Regions from separate parts of the Mus musculus genome. Here region 1 is linked to region 2. Evidence: chromatin contacts called from ENCODE POLR2A ChIA-PET data. All regions are on one chromosome and are shown on one strand. The core of a region is the stretch at or near the end of the contact, and the rest is flanking DNA. Distances in the headings are between cores, read along the strand shown.

Region 1 (3,112 bases), core at 399-2,898, 72 kb after region 2:
TCACTACAAACACCAAAAGTGGGTGTGGCCTAGATGTCACCTTAATACTGCTTAAGACATGGTGCAAACCCATTGTTTCCAAAGCCTTGCTTGAATAGAACAGCTTTCATATTTGAAAAATATTTAAAGCATAGATTCTGTAAAACAAAATAATTATCCATAATAATACTAATTGCTTCTTTACCCGATAAGTAAGGATGAAGTTTTCATCCTATAGGACCTGGTATTTCATCATGGACATCTGCAGTGCGGCTGGGGCCAACAGCCACACCCTTCTGTGGACCCCATCAGTACTCTGGCTAGGCTACATAATAAAGAGTCTCACACTATAGGACCTTCTATTTCAACACTGACATCTGCAGTGCGGCTGAGGCCAGGAGCCACACCCTTCTGCAGACAGACCCCATCAGTACTTTGGCTAGTCGACAAGCTAGACAAAGTCTGATTTCTGCATTGCCACGTTCTCTGTGCCTGGTGCTAGCCTGTGCTGTTACATTATTTAACAGAGAAAGCTCTATTTCCAGCAGCTGTCTATGCGATCTCTTTGTGCTGCTTTCATGGTCCCTCCTAACCCTGGCTGGGGCCATTAGCCTGAATTAATGAATTAGTGCACATTTATTAGAACAAAAGATGGTTGGGTGCAGAGTATAATTTTTTTCTTTGCAGAAAATCCATTGTTTTTTGAAGGTTTTCCACTGTATGGAATGGAAATATTCTTAAAGCAGGCTAAGTTAGAAACAATGAGCGCCAACATTTTTTAAAAAAACAAGTGAAAAGATAGCTAAATTTAAAAGTAGAAAATAATATTTTTATCCTATGAATCTCTACATACCACTAATATTTCATTCTATAGAGATACACGTCTGTTGTGGAGGGACTACTTTCATTGTCTGCGGGGGTGGGGGGCGGGGAAGGGCGTTTCCCTGGGTTCTGACCATCAGCGTACTCTAGGATTCACAAAGTGGGCTTTGTCATTCCCCAACCATCCAGCTCCCCTCCCCCCTCAGCGAGATGTCCCCGTTAAGCAAATCGTATTTTTGACAGCCCTGCAGACGAAACATCCCATGACTACAGTTCCACAACGATTTTTTTTAAAGTAAAAATAAAAATAATTAAAAAAAAAAAAACCGCTCGGAAGAGGCTTAGTGAGAACCAACCCCTCCCAAAACGCCACGGAAGCAAGAGACAAACAACCCCGCCCCTGCGCCTCCCTGACAGCGGCTGCCATGGATCCGACGCAAACTAAACATTTTCCTAGCGAAGTGGGGCGGTGTTTCTGGAGTTCGGGCTCGGCCGCCGCCCCTGCCCTCCTACAGCAGCGGACCCTCGATCCCCCACCCGTCCCCGGCGGTCCCCGTGGTCCCCTGCAGTCCCTGGCTCTGCCAGCGCTAGCTCATCGGCGCTGCCTTTGTTCTTCCCGGTCTGGGCGTTTCCGTGTCCCGCACTGCGGCGGCGGGACTCAAAGACTAAGATAAACTTAAAGCATGGAGACCACCCTTTCCCCGCAGAGGTGACCAAAGCCTTAGACGTTTCCTTGCAGATCTGGGGCGACTGACACCCACCCTCTATCTACCGAGAGCCGGGGAAGGCTTGCTCACCATGGTTGCTGCTTCGCGGCTGCCGGGTGGATGGCGGAGGCGAGGAGGAGGTGTTGCTTCTTACAGCGCGACTCTTAGGCGGTCGATGTAAGAGAACCTGCGGCACTTGGGCGGATGCGGCTCCTTATATACAGCTCTGTCACCATGGGGATGGGCCAGGGCCTTTTCCTGTTGGTCCAGACCCCTCTGTCTGCCCAGAGAAGCCGCGACAGGAGAGTGGTGATTGGTGCAAGCGACATGGTATGAGGTAATCTCTCCCCCACCCCTTCCCCCTAGCATCCGTAGACTTTGCATCCTTCAGACAAAGGCCGTGCAAAGGCAGCTAGCCGAGCATCCATTATGGGGTGGAGTTGGGGAGGGGTGGAAAGGGAAGAAAGAAAACTGGGGTTGGATGATTATACGTAGTTTAAACCTTAAACTGTATTTAAAAATCATCTAAGGTTTTTCCCAACACTTAATCACAGAATTTATGTTTAGAATCTTTTTGGAAAATTCCAGCTTTTCATTTTTAATATACTGAATTTAATTACGTTCTGTCAGAATTCAACATCTCTATTTGCTTTAAAAAGTAGCAGAAGATACGGGGGTGGTCAAAAAGGCGTGGCTGAATGTTTAGTTTCATAGTTATTGTATTATTGTTATTCTTTATTATTATTTGAGCAAAAGTCAGTACGAGTAGACCACGCCTGTGACCTCAACAGCACCTGGGAGTCAGAGGCAGGAAGACTTGCAGCTCAAGGTCATCTTAACTGGCCTTAGTGGTTTATTCCTGTGTATCCCAGCACTGGGAAGCCGGGGATTGCAGCTAATTTGTGCCCACCCTGGATATATAGTGTGATATCCTGTCTCAAAAACCAAAAGAAAAAGAAAGAAAGAAAGAAAGAAAGAAAGAAAGAAAGAAAGAAGAGAAGAGAGAAATAATATACAAAGTAGTACTTAATACTAGAGAGCTTTCTTTCTTTAGCTGTAATTCTCTCCCATCACCCCTCCGTGCCCGCCCCCCTACCCCACCCTACCTCACCCCAGAGCCTGTGTTATTTTGTCCCTAGAAATGAGCCATCCTTTCTAATATGGAATTCAGAAACTGTAAGGAGAAAGAATTGAGTTTAAAAACTAGCTCTTTGTGTGGGCTTGTATTTCTCCAGTCTTTTTTTTTTTTTTGGAGGGGGAGGGGTGATATCAAGTAAAAAATAACTGAGATGCCAAATTAAAAAGAGGAGCGTTTTATAATATAAAAGGAAACCATTTTGTGATGTTTTCATCCCCAGACAACTGTGCAGTGCCAGCCCTGCTGCAGTTTTATGTAGTTCCCTGAATTCTGTAAATAGCCCCTTCCGCAGCTGGGCTTCTGACTGTGGGAACTGTAGCTGCTCTCCCCAAGGCTGCTCAGCCAGAGACTGTGGTCCTTGCTCAATTGCCCCTTGGGACAAAAATGCCTTGCTTTCACTCCTAGGAAATAGATTACAGTGGCACTCTCTTGCTATGTAGAAAGGCTCCGTTGTCAGCAAGGAAGA
Region 2 (3,086 bases), core at 217-2,716:
CTTACTGTCTTCAGCCACACCTGTGGTTCTCAACCTTCCTAATGCTTGATCCTCAACCATAAAATTATTTTTGTTGCTACTTCATAGCTATGATTTCGCTATCGTCGTGAACCGCAATGTACATATTTTTGGAGGTACAGGGTTGCAAATGGGGTCTCAACTCAGAGACTGAGAACCTCTTGATCTATACTATCCTGGTCTAGAACGGCACAAACGCCACGCTCTAGACACTAGAATGGGACTCCCAGAGCTGATTAGTGGACCCTATAAACAAACCATCCTCTTTGCAACAAAGAAATCTCAAATTATGGAGTTTGAGAGGGCACCCAGTCTATCTAGGTTCCATCCCCTTCACACTAAAGAAAATTACTCATGCCAGGTGGTAGTGGCGCACGCCTTTAATCCTAGTATTCCAGAGGCAGAGGCAGGAGGATCTCTGAATTCGAAGCCAATCTGGTCTACAAAGCTAGTTCTAGCAGCCAAGGATACACAAAGAAACCTTGTCTCAAAACAAAAAACAAAGTGGTGGGGGGTGTTGGGGGGGGGATGCAACTACTTACTATTCTCCACTGTAGGATCGTAGCCTTCCAGGAACTCGCCTTCCACAAATTGATGTGCCAAAGATGTCTTCCCTTTAAGGACCAAAGATTGTTGTAATATAGTCATCCATCCATATTTACACCTTTTGTCCTTTCGGACTGTGGCCAGGACCAAAGGGCACCTCACATCAGCATCCCAGATTGTGGGAGCTCCCAAGCAATGCTTACCCTTTGTCTTTTATTACCATCATCCTAACAAGTAGATTTCCGCGACGTTTTGGTGATTCGATGCATTCAGTGACGCTTCAGGAAGCCCTTTCCTGCCCCACCCCATCTCACCCTTTGAAAAAGATTCCCCGGGATCTAGTGCACCAGGCCAAGGACACTTGCAAGTGTCTAGCCGGCAGAGATCTCCACCACACCTTCAAATACTGATCCCACCCCCGCTCCCAGAGAGAGCAACGCGGGGACGACTGGTGCAACCACAGCCCGGTACACTTTAACCCTTGCGCGCTCCTCTTCCAGCATCCCTCCACCCTTCCATCTCCTGGCAGCAAAACCGACTTCTTCCCAGGCCACATTGGGTCCTCGTGTCACATCTCCGCGACAGCGCGCCTCTTCTGGCCACAAAGCAACCGTGCTCTCGGGAGGGCGGGGACTTACCTACGGAGCGGTACCCTAGGATGGCCACCTTCCTGTAGCGCACCAGCGGCATGACAGGACGCCGCCCCGCGGGGCTCGTAGGAGTGCGGGCCGAGGGAACCCGAAGATCAGCCGAGGTGCAGGCCGAGGTGGACTCTGGGAAGAAGAGTAGCTCGCTGAAGCTACGCCCGGCAAGCCAAGGAAAACCAAAACAAGCCGCGCGCCCGGGGCAGCCCACGTGATCACAACACAGCGGCTGTACGCAAGGGAGCTGGGCGAGGGGGGGGGGGCAGGGGAGGGGACAAGACGAGCGGGATACCTAGCCGGGCGGCTCCCGGCTCCGCCCCACATGCTGCTCCCCATTGGTCTATTAGAATAGAGGAGGGCGGAGTCACCCACAGGAGGGAAGGGCGGGCCTCACGTGGAGCGGGATCTTTGGGAGCTGCACATGCGTAGACCTGAGCCTGTTCATTCATAAAGAAAGAGAAAGGAACCCGGGGTCCTAGAGGTACTTGCTGCCTAGCCAAAGAAGCTGGGACTCTCAGATGGAAAACACCTGTTGTGAAAATACAAAACGAAAAGGAAAATATCTGTTGTGGTTCGGCTGGAGTGTTTGCTTTTGAGACAGGGTCTTACTGGTGTAACCTGACTGGCCTACAGCTCTCTCTATAGATCTTGCTGGCTTCAAACTCACTGGGATCCACTTGCCTCCTCCTCCCCAGTACTGGATCAAAGGGGTGCACCACTACACGTGGCTTTGGGCTGGAGGTTTTGTTGAAAAGATTCTAGGCCCTTGAAGCACGGATTTAATCCCAGCACTCGAGAGGCAGAGAAGGGCATGTCTCAGAGTTTGAGGCCAGCCTTATTGACAGAGTGATTTTCAGGACAGCCAGGGCTACACAGAGAAACCTGTTCTCAGGAGTGGGGGTGGGTTCTAGGCCTCTGATTTCACAGAACTGGAGTTCTTGTTGTTTGGGAAATTATTTCAGTGTGTATGCAGTCTTAGGTTTCCTTATCATACCCAGGACACTCATTTATTCAACAAATACTGACTGAGGCAGGAGGATGCTGAGTTTGAGACTGGCCTGGGCTATACAAGATCAAGCCACCCAAGACCTTGTCCAGAAAAAGGGAAAAAGGAAAAGAAAAGCATACGTCTATAATCGAAGGATTTAAGAGGTGAAGACAAGAAGGTCAGGAGGAGTTCAAACTCATTACGGCCTCAGCTATGTAGTGAGTTTGAGCCCAAAAGACCTTGTTCTAAAAAAAGAAAAAAGGCTGTTGCCCATGTTCCGCATGCTCTGGACAAGACACTGTTGCAGGCTTGCTAAAAGAGATAAACATGGCATCTGTTTTCCTGGCATTTAAATTTATTCAGAGTTTGGAGCTGCATGAGGCCAGCCTTGTTTGCAGTCCCCAGAACACACACACACACATGCACACACACACATATGCACAAAACCTTAGGGAGACAAGTATGTATGTCATGGACAGCTTCAAATTAACCAGCGGGTTCATCCCGTTGAGGTAGAACCTAGGAAGTTGGCCGCTGGTGGCCGGTGTTCCTAAGGCTCTGCTTCACTCTGGTTTGTTTGGTTTTTGTTTTTTGTTTTTTCCAAGACAGGGTTTCTCTGTGTAGCCCTGGCTGTCCTGGAACTCACTCTGTAGACCAGGCTGGCCTCGAACTCTGCTTCTGCCTCCCGAGTGCTGGAATTAAAGGCTTGCGCCACCATGCCTGGCTCTGCTTCATTCTGGACTCTTCATGCCTGCTTTGGTTTGCTGTCTGCCGTGAACAAACTCTTCCATCACACGCACCCACTATCCGTGAGACTGCGCATGAACTTAGAGCTAAGTGGTCATAGACTAACCATATGAAGTTCTGAGCCAAAAAGGAACCTCTCTCTC

The links. ChIA-PET counts read pairs that join two places held with the same protein, here RNA polymerase II (POLR2A).
Region 1: POLR2A ChIA-PET joins it to region 2 with 37 read pairs in Patski. The contact joins the promoter of Tuba1a here to the promoter of Rhebl1 in region 2. POLR2A ChIA-PET finds 5 or more read pairs at or near these places in 3 of 5 experiments (Patski and embryonic stem cell).

What each region holds. Positions count from the first base shown.
Region 1 is chr15:98,951,853-98,954,964 of GRCm38, forward strand. It overlaps Tuba1a (tubulin, alpha 1A), which reads right to left and starts at 1,649. Exons shown (of 4, transcript NM_011653.2): 1 at 1,599-1,649. The coding sequence starts at 1,601.
Region 2 is chr15:98,879,948-98,883,033 of GRCm38, forward strand. Rhebl1 (Ras homolog enriched in brain like 1) reads right to left here and starts at 1,467. Exons shown (of 8, transcript NM_026967.4): 1 at 1,203-1,467; 2 at 561-632. The coding sequence starts at 1,254. It also overlaps a transcript of Dhh not described here.